Linked DNA regions of Homo sapiens: region 1 is linked to region 2. Evidence: read pairs that join two places in POLR2A ChIA-PET (ENCODE). Cell type or tissue: PC-3. All regions are shown on one strand. Each heading gives the region's core, and the rest is flanking DNA. Links, peaks and the distances in the headings are about the cores only. Region 1 overlaps AGAP1 (ArfGAP with GTPase domain, ankyrin repeat and PH domain 1). Region 2 has its middle 130 kb from the start of AGAP1.

Region 1 (9,043 bases), core at 352-8,351, 220 kb before region 2:
AGGTGTTTGCTCAGTTAACAAGTGAAATCAACGTGAGTCTATTATCACCACCATGTTTCTGTTTGGGTAATACCTTCTCCATACAAATGGCTCAAAAACTATTCAATTCAAACCACTGACTCATCCATTCAAATAAGGATTTTGTGAGCATTTAAACTGCACTAGAATTAACTAGAGATGGAGCTAGACAGAGTAAATGTGTTTGTTTTCATGGGACTCAAAACTGCCACCCTAGTAATATTCTGCCTCTTGATCTGGTTACACACGTGAGTTCATTCAAGCTGTATGCTGACAGGCTGTGCATGGTATATGAACTACACTCCGACAAAACCCGTCCTCAAGAAAGCTCCCTCACTCAGGTCTTCCCCAGCCAACCGCTCCCTCCTGTCCTATCAGGAATGGGAGGATTTGTCCCCCAGACTATGTTTCCTCTGATGGAACAGCTTTGTCACATCTCTTAGTGGTCTGTGTTGTTCACACATAGAAGCCGTACTGTACGGGGCAGTCCTGCACAGTCTCACTCTGACAACCCAAGTTGGAAATGCTGCAAAACCAAGGCCCAGGACAGTGTGTGGATTATCACCAAGAGACCTCAGCCTGCAAGGGCCTTCAGGTCACACAGGCCTGTGCACAGCATCCTCTGGAGTCAGCCTCTGCATGGACATAAGGAGCACTCAAAATACTTGCTCGTGGCAGCCTTGACTGCTGTGAATCCAACACACCACATAACAGCTGCCTCCACCTTGCCTTCCACAGGGGAGTCCGAGTATTTGGGGAGGTCACAGCCTCTTCAGGCTCAACATCCGTCTCTTTCCCAACTCCACACACACCCAGGGGGTTGTAGCAGTGTGCCCACCTGCATCCTTCGTGGAGTGAGCGTGCAGAGGGCAAAGTGGGTGGTCTGGTCAGTGGAGAGTGCAGCGGGCTTCTCTCTCCTCTCTTCTGGATAACATGCCCGTATGGCGGGCTGAGGGCTCACCCTCTTTGTGTGTATGCGCACACACACAAGGTAGTGTTGACTTACACGGAGACAATGGCCGACCTAAATCCTTACATTTACTGCTTTTTCCAGGAGGCATTTTTTTCAGCCACTTCCCCAACTTGCATTTGACTCGCTCATGAAGCTCCTAAATCCCCTTCCCACTCAAGCCCAACACCAAGTCTGTTGCCAGAACCTGCCTAAATACACTTCTCAGTGGCAGCTGCAACCCTGAAACCTGAGAATTTAACTGATTTCTCCATGTAGTTTGGTTTGCAAATCCATGCAGGATTCACCGGGTTTTTAACAACTCACCTGTGCTCTCCAGGCGCTCCAATTAAACAGAAAGGACGAGACAGCCTTCATTTCGGGTCCGCGCAAAATAATGAGCCAACACAGCAGCAGAAGGTAAGACGGTGGTGGGTGGTAAAAGTTGGCGTGTGATTGGTTTGAATGCACCTGTTGGTTTTTACCTACAAGTTTTTCTAAAGGTAAAAAGTACATTTAAGTAAAAATGGACTCAAATTTCTGTGGAGCCTTAAGTTCCTCTTCCCAAACCTAGATTGAGAATCACCTATCCCCTGCAGATGATGATGTAAGGATCAAAATGAATGTAGAACTCAAAGAGACAAAATACTAAGCCTCAGAACACATTCAGGCTGAACAGTGGCCCCCAGAGATGCCCACAGACTCATTCCTGGAACCTGAGAGCATGTGGCTCCACGGGGCAAAGCCACTGTGTGCATGTGAAGAGGTGAAAGATTTTGAGATGGGGGTTTTGCAAGGATTCTGGATTACACAGGTGGGTCCAATGTAATCACAGGGTCCTTCCAGGAGGTCAGGGTCAGAGCAGGCCACGCAGCTACCACGGCAGAGGCCAGAGGGATACAGAGCTAAGGCCAGGAATGCAGCAGCCATTGAGGCTGGAAAAAGCAAGGAAATCGAGTCTACCCCACAGCCTCCAAAAGGAGCACAGCCTTTGATTTTAGGCCCGTAAGACCCATTTGGAGCTTCTGAGCTTCCGAACTGTAATAAATCTATGCTGTTTTAAGCCACTTAGTGTGTGGTAATTTGTTACAACAGCGATAAGAAATGAATCCACAGCCAAGAGAGGGAAAGACCAGAGCTAAAGAAAAAGGCCAGAGCTACAAGATATCCACAAGAGTCTCTCTCAGAGAGTCAGAAAGAAGGTTTCAAGAAGCCGGGGGCAGCAGCAGCAGCACTGTACCTAAGTGGGTAGGGGGGTGACGCCTAAAAGGAGTTTTTTGGTTTTGGGTTTTCTTTAAAAAAAAAAAAAAAAAAAAAAAGGTAATGACTTAGCCACGATACACGATACACAATAGCCAATGGCCTCCAAGTTTCCGCTGAGAAAACGAATAAAAGCAGAGACCACGTGGCAATGGGAGAGGGAGGAGTGAGCGGCAAACAGGTACTCAGAGGTTGTGGGTAACTGTGGGGAGGTTAGCACTGCTGTAATCAAGTACCACAAACCAGGTGGCTCAAACAGCAGAAATGTATTCCCTCGCAGTTCTGGAAGCCAGAAGTTCAAAAATCAAGGTGTCTGCAGGGCCGTGCTCCTTATGAAGGCTGGGGGAGGGGATCCCTCCTTGCCTCTTCCTAGCACAGCTTGCTCCGACCTTTGCCTCCATCGTGACATGGCCCTTCCTGCGTGTTGCTGTCACAACCTCCCTCTTCTCAGATGAACACCGATCACTGGATCAGGACCCACTCCAATCTAGTATGACCTCATCTTAACTAATTACATCAGCCAAAGACCATCTCCAAGTATGGCCACACACACAGCTACCAAGGTTAGGACTTGAACATACTATTTTGGGGGACACATTTCAACCCACAACACAGTCGTCCCTTAACCTTGTTCCTATAAGAACAAAGAGTGCAGAACTTAAATCATTCACTTGTTAATGTAATTATTACGTTCAATGACAGGCCAGGACACAGGCTTTCCCAAGGCCTTCTTTCTTCACAGATTTCCATGCAAAAAAAAAAAAAAAAGTGGTTTATTGAGGGTCATGCTTCAAGTTCTTAGTGAGGCAAGGCTGGAAGACAGCCTGATGTCATGCTCTGCAGAAACCCCAAGCGTACCATGAGCTACATCTGCACTCTCCAGGAGGCTGTGCCACTACTATGTTTTCAATCCTGATAATGCAATGTGGGCAATTCAACAATTAAAAACAGGCCCTGGCCAGGTGTGGTGGCTCATGCCCATAATCCCAGCACTCTGGGGGGCCGAGGCAGGAGGATCATTTAAGTCCAGGAGTTCAAAGACCAGCCTGGGCAGCAAAGTGAGACCCCATCTTTTTTTTTTTTTTTTTAAGACATGATCTCATTTTATCACCCAGGCTGGAGTGCAGTGGTACAATCTTGGCTCACTGCAACCTCTGCCTCCTGAGTTCAGGCAATTCTGCCTCAGCCTCCCGAGTAGCTGGGACTACAGGCGCACACCACCACACCCAGCTAGTTTTTGTATTTTTAGTAGAGATGGGGTTTCACCATGTTAGCCAGACTGGTCTCGAACTCCTGGCCTCAACTGATCCACCTGCCTCAGCCTCCCAAAGTGCTGGGATTACAGGCATGAGCCACCACACCAAACCTCTGAGACCCTATCTTTACCAAAAAAAAAAAAAAAAAAAAATTAGCCAGGTATGGTGGTGCATGCTTGTGGTCCCAGTTACACGAGAGGCTGAGTATGAGGCTGAGTATGCTCTCTTCCTATCAGGCCAACAACCACCGGCCTGAAGCAGCCGCATAGGTTCAAATGAGTTTCTCTGGTAAGATCACCATGGCTGGGGTTATATGGCAGTGAGACCAACGCAGGCAGGGGACCCGCACCTGACCCTGGCCCACTTGGAGTTACCCCAGAGTTACATGAGAGGCTGAGTAAGAGGATCATTTAAGACCAAGGTTCAAGGCCGCAGTAAGACATGTTTATGGCTGCTGCACTCTGGCCTGGGTAACAGAGTGAGACTTGGTCTAAAAACAAAAGCAAACAAAACAGGTTCTTACATTAAAACCCTGAGTTTACATTAAAACCCAGGCAGAGGACCCACACCTGACCCTGGCCCACTTGGAGGTGCCCCAGAGCCCCTGGCTTCTGGCTTTTCCCTTTATGAGTCAAGGACAAATGAAGTTTATTCTAGAAAATGCAGCTGGTCTGAAAGTGGCCAGTTTACTAGGGAACTATTTCAACTTTAACACACAGGGGTCCTTGGCAGGTTCCGAGCCAAATCCCAACAACATAAAATGAGTGGAAAGCAGCCTTACAAGCTTCCTCCCGATTCCGGAACACACTCCATCAAAGGCTCACCAAAATCCTTGCCAGTGCTGCCTCCTGGAGTCGGTCAGTGCTAGAAAGCACTTTAGGAAATGCAGCATAAGGCTGTGATGCCGGGAGGCTAGGACGTGGGACTCAAGTGCCAACTCCTGCTAACAGCAATGAGAGCCCAAGAAGGACCACGAGCCCCCTCTCTCTGACTTCTCCCAGGCTCCTTCGGCCATCACTCCAGCAGCTAAATCCTTCCTTCTGAAGTACACTCCGTGCTTTTGTTGTAAAACACTTTTAAGAAATATTTATAGGTCCTCCCCCAAAGAATCCTTCTTTTATATCTGAGAAGCTCAAAATGTGGCATCCCTTTAATCTCAAGGCACCAAACCTCAACACATAATTACACGCATGACCAACCAACCCCACGATCTGACTCAAGAGGGCTTCATCAATGCAATGAGCTCCCATGATGTCTAAGGGGACACCCATGCTTCTCAATGAGGCATTTAGGGCAAGTCGCTTCTACACTGTGTGGCTCCTGTCCAGCACACTGCAAAGGACAAGCAATCCTGGTCTTGGGCTTTAGTGACACCCTAAATGCCAGCACAAAGAGCCACACCACCTCGGCAGGCAGCACCACGCAGCGGGGTAGAAAGACTCAGCACACTCCTGGACCTGCCAAAGGTCAGGCTCAAGCTGGGGCAAGAATGGGTCAAAACCACAATCATGCGCTCCAGGGCTCACATCTGGTGACCAGGGGCCACCACTAGGATCCAGGGGTCTCTGCTCCTCGTATAGAGCAGACAGCCCCATAGCATCACTATCAACTCCTGCCTGCTGCAATCACGTCTTCCCTGGATGGAAGGAACATTTCATGTCTCCTAAAGACTGCGTTAATATGTTGGGTTGCTGAAGGACATCAACACTCAGGCCTTAAGAATTTCCTGGGGTGAACACAGAATAATAAAACCTCCCCGGGTGCTAATTCAACAATCATAGTCCAGTTTTCTTCTTCCAGGTTTCAATTTTTGACACCAATCATTGTGATGTTTGAGAATGTCCCCGTGACTGCAGGATCTCCATGGTAACCTTGTTATTTTCTTTCTTTCTTTTTTTTTGAAGATGGAATCTCGCTCTGTTGCCCAGGCTGGAGTGCAGTAGCACGATCTCGGCTCACTGCAACCTCCACTTTCCGGGTTCAAGCAATTCTCTGCCTCAGCCTCTTGAGTAGCTGGGATTACAGGCATGCACCACTACACCCGGCTAATTTTTTGTATTTTAGCAGAGACGGAATTTCACCACGTTGCCCAGGCTGGTCTTGAACTCCTGAGTTCAGGCAATCTGCCTGCTTTGGCCTCCCAAAGTGTGGGATTACAGGCATGAGCCACTGTACCCAGCCTATTTTCTTTTTAAATGGCCTCCTGGAATATATTTCCACCAGTTTCACACTCAATCCATTAAAAAAAAAAAAAAAAGAACAATATAAACAATCTTCTTCATGATTGAATTCTTAAAAAGCTGGGGACAAAGACCAAGCTGGAAGTCCTGCACCTCCACTGAACAGTGTGCAACCTCCAAGTCTCCATCTCTTTCACCCTCCATCTTTTTTTTTTTTTGAGACGGAGTTTCGCTCTTGTCACCCAGGCTAGAGAGCAATGGCATGATCTCAGCTCACTGTAACCTCTGCCTCCCAGGTTCAAGTGATTCTCCTGCCTCAGCCTCCCAAGTAGCTGGGATTACAGGCACCTACCACCATGCCCGGCATTTTTTTTTTTTTTTTTTTTTTTTTGCTTGAGATGGGGTTTCACCATGTTGGCCAGGCTAGTCTCGAACTCCTGACCTCAGGTGATCCACCGACCTATGCCTCCCAAAGCAGTCTCTGTTTCTTAAAAAGCCTCCACTCCACACCTCACGGGATTACTGTAAGGATCAGAGTGTGCAATAATATACACAAAAGTGCTTTGTAAACTGTCAAGCCATGTGGTAAACACAGCAGTCACAAGTTATTCACCATACAAGGAGCAGGGCCACATTACACCCTAAGGTCGAGAGCAAGAACCCACTGCTCAGAGACAGGATGATCACCTCTCATGCCAGGTCAGATAACATCCTCTCTAGATTTTTTTCTCTTTCCACCTTGAACTCAAGCTGTGTGATTTCATTCACTGTTGCAATTGCTGACTGTCATCTAAGTGCCACTGTCAAAACATTAGAGGCCAAAGAAGTCAAAAAGAACTAAACACAAAAAGATAGCTATCAGCAGGTAACAAAACCATTCTCAATAAACTCAGCTTCAAGAACTCCTGTACATGAAAATGCCCATAGTCAGGCACAAGTAGCTGTTTTTTCATATGTTAATGTCATTTATTCTAAGAGAGAAGCACTCTCAGATACACTCGACTCTACCTCTAGAAGACACTAGAATGGTGGAGTAGAAAGCGCACCCTCCCCAACCCTCCCTCCCCCACTGCCTCCAACAAGCACCGAGGGAAAAGCCAGCACTGCCACTGTGAAGGAGATGCAAGAAAATGAAGAAATCAACCCGACAAAATGTAAGCGGCCGGCACGTCTTCATTCTCACCACTAATGATGGGGAGAACAGTATGGCGGTTCTTCTCAAAGTCAAATACAATTACCTTTCCAAGCAACCACTCAGCTCCTAAGGATATACTCCAAAGAGGTGAAAATGGCAACTCAAGCAAATCCCTGTACACGCACGTTCATAGCTGCATGGTTCCCTGTAGCCAAAAGATGGACACAAACGCCCATCAACAGATGAATGAATAAACAAAATGTGGTCCCTCCATACAATGAAATATCATTCAGCTGTAGAAAGAAATGAGGCACCAATGCATGCTACCACCCTCGATGAATCTCAAAAACATTATATTAAGGGAAAGAACCCAGTCACAGAAGGCCACATGTTGTATGGTTCTGTTTATATGAAATGTCCAGAATGGGCAAACCCACAGAAACAGAAGACTGGCGGTCGTCAGGTGCTAGGGAGAGGGGGAAATGGGCAATGACTGCTGAAGAACATGGGGTTTCCCCTGGGCGGGGGTGATGAAATTGTTTTGGAACTAGACGGGTGGGTGGTTACACCATGTGGTGCATACGCTAAGTAAGTGTTCACTTTTTTTTTTTTTTTGAGATGGAGTCTCGCTCTGTTGCCCAGGCTGGAGTGCAGTGGTGCCATCTCCACTCACTGCAAGCTCCTCCTCCTGGGTTCACGCCATTCTCCTGTGTCAGCCTCCCGAGTAGCTGGGACTACAGGTGCCCACCACCACGCCCGGCTAATTTCTTTGTATTTTTAGTAGAGACGGGGTTTCACTGTGTTAGCCAGGATGGTCTCGATCTCCTGACCTCGTGATCTGCCCGCCTAGGCCTCCCAAAGTGCTGGGATTACAGGTGTGAGCCACCACGCCTGGCCAAGTGTTCACTTTTAAATGCTTAACTTTATGTTATGTAAATTTTGCCTCAATATTTTTTAACGACAACAACAAAAGAGCCAAGTCGCCCCCTGGGATTGCAACCCACAGCTGTATTGATCATGCCCAAATAAGGTTTGTTTTGTTTTAACAAAAAGGCTGGAGACCTCAGGGCATGGGAAGGACAGTGAAAGGTTACGTCACACCAGGAAGGATTAAAGCAAAAGTGTCGCCTGGTAAACTGAGCCCGGCTCTGCAGAAGCCAGCTGGGCATAAATAGAACTGCCTTTCATTTCTGAAGCCCTCAGTGGGCAGGGGCTGACACAGTGCGCCCTTATACGAAAGTTTTACGACAGTAAACCAGCCACAAAAATGAGCGCTCCACTGTGACACAAGCTGGGGAAGGCTGCTTCATGGTGATAATTTGGTTTCCTGGTTTTCTTTCCAAGATGATTCAACTGGGTACCTTTTAACTTTAGCCAGTAATAAGAAAACCCTTAATTCTTCTAAGACTTAGACTAGCAAAGAGAAAGAAACAGAAGTAATTCAAATTACATATCTATATCCGTCTGTGTGACTGACAGCTAGAGGGACAGGCAGATAGGTAGACAAAGGTAAAATTTTGACCCTCAACAGTGAAAAACTATTGGGCTATACACAAATGTTTATTTAAATAGCTTATTGTAAAAAAAAAATTTTTTTTTTTTTTTTGAGACTGAGTCTCGCTGTATTGCCCAGGCTGGAGTGCAGTGGCACAATGTCGGCTTACTGCAACCTCCGCCTCCTGGGTTCAAGCAATTCTCCTGCCTCAGCCTCCCAAGTAGCTGGGATTACAGGTGCACACCACCACATCCAGCTAATTTTTTTGTATTTTTAGTAGAGACGAGGTTTCACCATGTTGCCCAGGCTGGTCTCAAACTCCTGACCTCAAGTGATCCGCCTGCCTCAGCCTCCCAAAGTGCTGGGGTGGCATAAGCCACTGCGTCCAGTCTGTAATTTTTTAAACTGTGGCAAAATACACACAAAATGCATCATTCTACCCACTTTTAAGTGTGCAGCTCAGTGGCACTAAGTACATTCACACTGGCACATGCTTACCATCATTTTTAAAGGTCTTAATCATGTCACTGACTTCTCCCAGGACACCTGGGGGCAGGTAAGGGGAACAGGCATTGTGGTTCTTAGGTTGTAGTTTGAGGAGAGGTCAGGTCCTTGTCAACAAAGGTGTGGGGGCACAGTGCAGGTAGGAGACGGGCACCGTGGAGCTCAGGCTGGCTCTGACAGTGGCAGTTTCATGACATGGGGGGCTCAGCTCCAACCTTGGTGGCCAAGTCCTTTATAGCTCTACTG
Region 2 (9,043 bases), core at 623-8,622:
AAATACAGTGATTTGGGACATACTGGGTCAAGCTGGCCTTCTCAGCACAGGACAACTCAGGGTCCTTACCTGTGTACAAATGTGTGTGTATCTCCCAAAGAGAGAGGAAATACACAATGGTACTCGTCAAATTAGTTAACTAAAGAGGCCTTGTATGGAGACCACCTGTGACACTCCTCAGGAAGATATTTTGGGAAAAGCTGCCGTAAAAGGAATGATTGAGTCTTCTCAATGTCTAGTAGCAATGTAGCCTGAGCCACAAATGCGAGCCACATTTGTAATGTTAACTTCCCAGGCTGGATGCAATGGCTTATGCCTATAATTCCAACACTTTGGGAGGCCAAGGTGGGAGCATCACTTGAGTCCAGCCTGGGCAACATGGCGAAACCCTGTCTCTACAAAAGAATACAAAAATTAGCTGGGTGTGGTGGTATGGAACAGCTGGGTGTGGTTTTAGCTACTCTGGAAGCTGAGCTGGGAGAATCACCTGAGCATGGGAGGCAGAGGTTGCAGTGAGCCATGATTGCACCACTGCACTTCCAGCCTGGGCAACGAAGCAAGACCGTGTCTCAAAAAAGAACAAAAACCAGGTGAAATTAATTTTAATAAGATATTTTATTGTGTATTATAATATGTCTTATAAAATTAACTTTTCCTGCCACTTGCCTCTTTTTACTTTTTTTTTTTTATTGTGGCTGCTAGATGATTTAAAATTACTTAAGTGGGTTGCTGTAGGTGAGTTGGATGCACGCTGGAGCATGAGAACTGCTGACCTAAAGCTTAGGAGTTGCAGGAACTTTAGAAATACCAGGTATCATTGCTAGGATTGTGCTGCAGGCCAGGAAAATGAAGGGGGAGTTGCTTACTCCCTAGGAAACAGGTCAGAGGGGCAGGAACTTGAACTTTTCATTTTATGTCCCTTTGCATTTGTTTTGCATCATTAAACTAAATAAAATGAATTCAAACTAAACAAACACCAAAACAACAAATACAATAAAAGTTAGAAGAATTGAGGCAATGGGCATTTTCAGCATTTCATTGATGGGGAGAGGAAGGAAAGCAACCCATTTTCTCACTGCTGACTCAAGTGGCAGACACTCCGTAAATTCCACCCATCTCTATATAAATTTACATAGATGCAAGTATCTTGCTACTGCCATGCAAATTGGTCCCATCTCTTTAGAATTAATGCCTTTGGTACTTACATAAAAACAATGCAATTTGGGGGTAGTCTGAGCCTTCCTTTCAGTTAATCATATCAGCCCCACGCATTTTTATATGTAGAGAGGAAGACAAGAGTGTGGAAGGCAGAGGTGGGTAAGTTTTCATTGGGTTCACATTTTAGCTGCGCTTGTGCCAGGGGACTGCTATAAACTGAAAAGAGGTGGCAGAGCTGAGCGGGCAGATCTCCCCCTGCGTTGTTGGTGTGTTGATCATGGAGGCACACGTGGCAGAGGTTGCATCGCACCCGCATCACTGGGCACCAAGATCCTGCCAATAAAGAAAGCAGGTTCATGATCACAAGAATGGGAACATCGCGACAAGAAGCTCTCTTACAAAGCCTAAAAGAAGTCTCATTTTGTTTTCTGTTCTTTATTTTTTATTTTTTGCATTTATGGGAGAATGAAATGGAAAGAAGTGTTAACTGAGGGCGTGTGCGGCTGAAGGTGGAAGTCATCGTCCAGGATGATTTAGGAATAGGAAGATGGACAGAATCCTGGTGTGGAAGGAAGTCATACATGATTGAGATGCTCTTTTCATCTCTAAATGATCCTCTCTTTCAGATGTGTAGACTTTAAGAGCAAGATCTTTAAGTTTTGGAAGAAACCAGACTTTTCCTATCGGGGTGCTAAAGATGAGACAGTAAGGGGCAGCTTGTTTTTCTCTTGACTACTGCCTATTTAGAATTATTATTATTATTATTTGAGATGGAGTCTTGCTTTGTCCTCCAGGCTGGAGTGCAGTGGTGTGATCTCAGCTCACTGCAACCTCCATCTCCCAGGTTCAAGCGATTCTCCTGCCTCAGCCTCCTGAGTAGCTGGGATTACAGGCATCCACCACCATGCCCAGCTAATTTTTGTATTTTTAGTAGAGATGGGGTTTTGCCATGTTGGCCAGGCTGGTCTTGAACTCCTGACCTCAGGTGATCTGCCCACCTCAGCCTCCCAGACTGTTGGGATTACAAGCGTGAGCCACTGCGCCCAGCCTAGAATCATTTTTAAAAGACTTGCTGGCAACATGGTGTTTTCAAAGAACAGTAAGGGAGGGTGCTTCAGTCCAACAGTAAGCCAAATGCTTTTAGGTGTGAGGTTGTCTGTCTTTTGTAAGCCCGGTAATGCGACAGACATTCCCAGCTAAGCTGAGCCTGCAATCTTGGAGCTGCCCTGTATTTCTATTCTCTAAAAACATGTGTATTAGTCACGGTTCTCCAAAGATACAGAACTAATAGGATGTGTGGGTTTGTATAGACAGAAAGAGATTTATTTCAAGGAATTGGCTCACATGATGATGGAGCTGGCAAATCCAGACTCTGCAGGAAGGGCCGTCAGGCTGGAGACCCAGGAGAAAGCCGAGGCTGCAGCTCAAGGCTGAGGGTTGTCTGCTGCAGAATTCCTTCTTGCTTGAGGGAAGTCAGTCTCTTTGTTCTGTTCGGACCTTCAACAAATTGGATGAGGCCCCCCTCCCACATTAGGTAGGGCAACCTGCTTTACTCAAAGTCCACTGATTTCAATGTCAGTCTCATCCGAAAACAGCCTTATAGAGAGACCCAGAATAATGTCTAACTACCTGTCAGAGTGCCCTGTGGCCCAGCCAAGTTAACACATAAAATTGGCTATCACATGGTATGGCCTGGTATATCACAGGAGAGGCTCTTCAAACAGAATTGTATTTAATCCCTTCAGGTTTGAGGAAATGGAAACTTGGCATGTTGAAGCCACTTGTCCAAGGGCCCTCAGCTTGGCCCTCCCAGGCCCAATGTGTCTCTATGTTGGGAGGTCACCTCCACTAACCAGGTCCGTGATAAGTGGGAGAGCCTGTGCGTGCAAGAGGTTTGCTAGTCTTGCTTCCGAGGAGGGCTCAGGTTCTGCAACAGAAGGAAACTACTGCGAGGGTCCTGCCACTTTTCAGGAAGCAAAATATCAATGAAACATACTTTTTCAATTGTTAGTGTTTTTCAACCTTAAGTTTTTCTTTTCTTTCTTTCTTTTTTTTTTTTTTTTTTGAGACAGAGTCTCACTCTGTCACCCAGGCTGGAGTGCAGGGACTCGATCCCAGCTCACTGCAACCTCCGACTCCCGGGTTCAAAAGATTCTCCTGCCTCAGCCTCCTGAGTAGGTGGCATTGCAGGCACATGCCAACACACCCAGCTAATTTTTGTAGTTTTTAGTAGAAATGGGGTTTCACCATGTTGGCCAGGCTGGTCTCAAAATCCTGACCTCAGGTGATCCGCCCGCCTTGGCCTCCCAAAGAGCTGGGATGACAGACATGAGCCAGTGTGCCCAGATCAACCTTAAGTTTTCTTAAAGCATTGGCATCTGCCTCTGCTTTCCTGCTAGTGGGTGCTAACAGGCCATGCAGCCATCCCGCAGAAGCAAGCCCCCACCACAGCAGCACATTAAACCAGTAAGCCTCTTCCTCTGGAGTTGTTTGAATCCTGGCCCAGCCACCTCTTGGTCACATGACCCTGGGCACGGTGCATAGCCTTGCTGTGGCTCCCTCTCTTCATCCACATGAGTCCCCCCTTCCAGAGGGCTGTGGGGAGGAGACAAGCCCTACTTCACATGGACCCAGCTCAGCCTTGGGGCTACTCCAGGTCCAAAACTTTGCCTTGCTTTCTGGCCAGAGGGCCCAGTATTTTGGGATCCAGTTGGTGAGAAACACCTGCAGTGGTGGCTCCTCCTGATCCTTCACGCTGTGGGTAGGTGTGGCCTCACAGCTCCCTGCTCATACCCACACCTCTATCTGCCTGTCTCCCACCCCTGGCATCCCCTGTTCCCACTGAGGTGCCAGACCCCACGGGAGATGTGAAGTGTCCAAGCCTGGTGTTGAGGAATGGGTCAGAAGGCTCGCAGAGGCGGGATATTAGGGTGGATGCGCCACATAGGATCTGAGGGCTTAGAAGGACCTAGAGGACACTCCCTTCAGAGCTAGATAGGAAGTGCCCAGGAGGAGGGCTGCTGGCATCTCAGAGGGGTTTGGAGGAGGCTGTCCTCCATGGTTGGGGTTGACTCAGAGAGGCTCTGGTAGAACTGGCTCCCTTGTAGGAATGGAGCCAAGGGCACGTTACCAGCAGAGACAGAGTAGTGCAGGTGCTCCCAGGGGTGGCACCGAGGCCTCAGTGCAAGCAGAGAGTGCTGAGCCTTGGGGATCTGTGCTGATAACAGTGAGGTTGTGATGGTTTTCTCAGGGGCGAGAGAGATGAAACAGCCAACCAGAGTGTTGCTTGCTTTCTAGGATAAAAAATTGTGGTGGCTGGGCGCGGTGACTCACACCTGTAATACCAGCACTTCAAGAGGCCAAGGCGGGTGAATCACGTGAGGTCAGGAGTTTGAGACCAGCCTGGCCAACATGGTGAAACCCTGTCTCTACTAAAAATACACAAATTAGCCGGGTGTGGTGGCGCCTGTAGTCTCAGCTACTCTGGAGGCTGAGGCAGGATAATCACTTGAACCTGGGAGGCAGAGGTTGTGGTGAGCTGAGATTGCTCATACTGCCTGGGAGGCAGAGTGAGACTTTATCTCAAAGAAAAAAAAAAATTGTGGCTGGAATTGTATTCTTCAAAAAGATGTAGAAGCCCTCACTCCTGGTCCCTGTAAATGTGAGCTTTTTTCTTTCTTTGCTTCTTTGGAGATAGAGTCTTGCAGATATCATCAAGGTAAGATGAGGTCATACTGGATTAGGGTGGGCCCTAAATCCAATGCTGCTGCCCTTAGGAGAAGGGGAGATTAGGACACAGAGACACTGAGGAGACACGGGGAAGAAGGCCCTGCCCCGTGATGATGCGGGCAGGGATGGGAGTGATGTAGCTGAAGTCAATCAAGAGATGCCTAGGCTGACCTCCGCCGCCACCACAAGCGAGGAGGAGGCCAGGACGGAACCTTCCCTGGAGGCTTCGGAGACAGCATGGCTCTGCCAACACCATGACCACGGACTCCCAGCCTTCAGGACTGTGACGGAAGAGGTGTCTGCTGTGGGCGATTTGTTAGGGCAGCCTAGGAAGCTGACCAACAGTCAAGGCCTGGGGAGAAGGCTGCTGCCTATGGCTGCCATGGAAAAGTGTGCCCTTATCCAGCTCAAACCCGAGCCTGAGCAGGTCACAGCGGGCCTCGGGGTGCAAGCCCACCCTGGTGTAGTCTCCCCAACCTCCTGACAGGTGACTGGGAGAGACCGTCCTAGAAGCCGGCAGAAGCTTCATCTCTGATCTCTGATGTGTGGAGGATGAGTAATGACAGCACTGAGTGCCACATGGAACCATGGAAACACCAGGACTGCCACATGGCAGACAAAGCTCACGTGCCACCCCAGGGCCTAGCAAGGGTGCGTGGGGCGCTGCAGCCGTGGAGCGAGGCTGCTGAGGCCTGCGGTGGTGGCAGCTCTCAACCCCGAGTGTCACTGGCAGGCAAAACCCAGCAGCGCCTCCCTACCGGGCATCACACGCCTCTTTCTTTGCGCTTCGTTATTGTGGCTGAGGTGCACATGCCACGGCCGTCACTTGCCCCGACACATGTGCCTCTGGGATGAGCAGGGAAGGTGACACCCCCACAGGTGAATTTGACCAGTGGGAGACAGGGGCCAGTGGGTACACTTTTCTCTCCTCCCCACCTTGCACAGGTACTTGTTCTTGGAATGTCTCAAACAATAAGGAATGGGCTTTGGAGTGGGGCAGCCTTCCTTCTCCACCACGTACTTACTATTTACTTTGACTTTGTGCAAGTTGCACAACCTCTCTGAGCCTCACAATCATAATTTAATGACAACGGCAACCTGGCAGGGTTGCAGGGTTGTTGGGGTTGGCGGGGAAAGAAGGAACATCTATGAGGCACCTTTTTTTTTGAGATGGAGTCTTACTATCGCTCAGGCTGGAGTGCAGTGGCATGATCTCAGCTCACTGCAACCTCGGCCGCCCGGGTTCAAGCAATTCTCCTGCCTCGGCCTCCCCAGTAGCTGGGATTACAGGCACGTGCCACTGCGCCTCGCTAATTTTTGTATTTTTAGTAGAGACGGGGTTTCACCATCTTAGCCAGGCTGGTCTTGAACTCCTGACCTCGTGATCCGCCCGCCTTAGCCTCCCAAAGTGCTGGGATGACAGGTGTGAGCCACTGCGCCTGGCCTGTGAGGCACCTTCTACAGGGTCTGCACGCCATAGACACAATAGCTGCCATTAAAAAATATTAACATGCTGGGTGCGGTGGCTCACGCCTGTCATCCCAGCACTTTGGGAGGCTGAGGCGGGCGGATCATGAGGTCAGGAGATCGAGACCATCCTGGCTAACATGGTGAAACCCCGTCTCTACTAAAAATACAAAAAATTAGCCGGGCGTGGTGGCGGGCGCCTGTAGTCCCAGCTACTTGGGAGGCTGAGGCAGGAGAATGGCGTGAACTTGGGAGGCGGAGTTTGCAGTGAGCCCTTGGGTGACAGAGCAATACTCTGTCTCAAAACAAACAAACAAACAAAAAAACCCATAAACTTGTCTTGTGCGTTTGAAAATTAGGACTCTTACCAGGAAAATTTGGGTCTTCTAAGCCTCCATCCATGTCACCTGTGACCATAGAGTGGGTCATCTTGAATCTTTTCCCCGTCTGGGTACCTTGCTGATTTCCTTGCCTGCATCACACCTACCTGGTTCAAGGTGAAGTGGAAAGGTGTCAGTTACTCAGTGACTCAGAGACACAGCCCGAATGAAGAGGTATGGAGCTCCTAGTAGCTGACTGCATGAGCTCAGTGGGATGCCTCTTGCCAGCAAATGCTTTTCCCCTCTGCATCTGTGTTGGTGTCATCCACGCCTGAATGATGTTAAGGGAGGCCCCTGGTGGGACCTCAGTACAGCTTCTCTATGAGGGAGATCCCACCCTTTGGCAAAGCCAAGGCCGTGGAAAATGAGTTCATTAAATGAAGGCTCCCAGACACATGTCACTCATAACAACCATGCCAAAGGAGATCATTTCCTTTTCTGTTTCTGTTCACGTGGCCGGCAAAGCCAAAAGAGAAAACTAAGCTCATACAACCCATCAATCTAAAAAAAAAAAAAAAAAAATACTCAAACCACCAGAGGTGTGGCATAATCCTTAGAGTCTAAACAGAATGATCCGGCTGCCGTAAAGGCAGATAAACAGAGGCGAAATAATTTTTACAATCAAAGCCTCTCTCAACATTTTATGCATTATTTATAGTGTGAGGAGGCAGGGGCTTTCACAAAGAGCTACTTTTTGAACATATAAGATAGTTTAATATAAAAATCATCTCTGACTTTATTTTAATTTAGATTTCCATTTATTATGGAAGCAGTAAAATAAAAGAATCAAGCTTGACATCTGATTCAAATATCCAATTTCTTTACTTGTTATTCTCGGTAAAACACAAGCCTCTGTTTTTGTACTAATCCTTTAAAGCATTTCATTGGCCAGCCTTCATTATCTGTTTCCATTTTTTTTTTTTTTTTGAGATGGAGTCTTGCTCTGTTGTCCAGGCTGGAGTGCAGTAGCACAATCTCGGCTCATTGCAGCCTCCGCCTCCTGAGTTCAAGTGATCTCCTGTCTTAACCTCCTGAGTAGCTGGGACTACAGATGTGCTACTGTAGCCAGGTGACCACACCCGGCTAATTTTTGTATTTTTAGTAGAGATGAGGTTTCACCATGTTGGCCAGGCTGGTCTTGAACTCCTGACATCAGGTGATCCACCCATCTTGGCCTCCCAAAGTACTGGGATTACAGGTATGAGCCACTGTGCCTGGCCATCTGTTTCCTTTTAAATGCCCTTAAGATAGCACTGTCAGGCAGTGTGTGTGTTCCTGCAGCAGAGTCAATTCTAGATCCAGCATGAAATGAGATGAGATGGAAGCTGATGAGGCAGAAGGTCTGTATAAAAACTTAGTGCAGTTGTGCGGCTAGGTTAGAAAAAAATCTGTCCCCGGAGTGTGATGTTCCCCTTCCTGTGTCCATGTGTTCTCGACTGTTGTGGGGTTGGGGGAGGGGGGAGGGATAGCATTAGGAGATATACCTACTGCTAAATGACGAGTTAATGGGTGCAGCACACCAACATGGCACATGTATACATATGTAACAAACCTGCACGTTGTGCACATGTACCCTAAAACTTAAAGTATTATAATAATAAAATTAAAAAAAAAAGAAAAATAATCTGTGTAAGTTTTGCCAGCCTCTCATTTCCCCCCTCACTCTAAGCTCTGCTTTTCCAATGTCCTGTTGCCCAGGTGGAAGGAAATCAAATATGCATAAGCAATGCTGCTGACTGTGGTGGAAAACCTGAGGAATGTAGGTATTGCGCTGTTTGAATAAGTTAATTAGTAAACACAGTATTTGTAAATTAGCATCTGTTTGACTTTTTCCCCAGGGATAGTATGGGTTTGTCTTGATCTCTCCATATTAGCTGGCTCAGTCTCTTTGGACCGAGGTTCCTCAACCTCAACACGAAGACATTTTGAGCGTGCTGATGGGGGCTGTCCTGTCCATTGGAGGATGTCTAGCAGCTTCCCTGGTCTCTACCCACTAGATGCACCCACTACCCCCAGCTGAGATAACCAAAGATGTCTCCAGAAGTCTCCAAATGTCCTGGGGGCACAGTGAGTTGTGTTTAGAACCACTCTTTGGACCACAAGGGCTGTGCTGCTTTTCGAGGACACCCTCCCTTTCTTTCCCCTTGAGGAAGAGTAGGTTTCAAGGTCAGTAGGGTCAATCTATTGCTCTCTTTTTTGCAGAATTTGGATAGGAGAGGTGGGCAGAGAAAGGACAGAGAAGATAGGGAGGGTGTATGTAGTTCTCTACTCCTCCATTTTTAGGGGGGATATGAGAACTGTGTGACTCC

What was found. Peaks named below come from ENCODE experiments on the same cell type or tissue, not always from the same donor. Only the 100,000 strongest peaks of a DNase experiment are listed, where the experiment ranks them.
Region 1: POLR2A ChIA-PET joins it to region 2 with 11 read pairs; 2 of 35 experiments call an interaction of 5 or more read pairs at or near these places.

Annotation. Positions count from the first base shown.
Region 1 is chr2:235,578,146-235,587,188 of GRCh38, reverse strand. All of the region lies in intron 1 of AGAP1 (ArfGAP with GTPase domain, ankyrin repeat and PH domain 1), which reads right to left. Among named protein-coding and RNA genes, the nearest start is that of TNRC17, 65 kb to the right of the region's middle. RefSeq lists an enhancer at 823-1,323. In PC-3, for the core only: no CTCF peak of the experiment used is centred there; no DNase peak of the experiment used is centred there.
Region 2 is chr2:235,354,600-235,363,642 of GRCh38, reverse strand. No RefSeq gene overlaps it. Among named protein-coding and RNA genes, the nearest start is that of AGAP1, 130 kb to the left of the region's middle. In PC-3, for the core only: no CTCF peak of the experiment used is centred there; a DNase peak (open chromatin) is centred at 4,462; H3K27ac peaks cover 474 bases.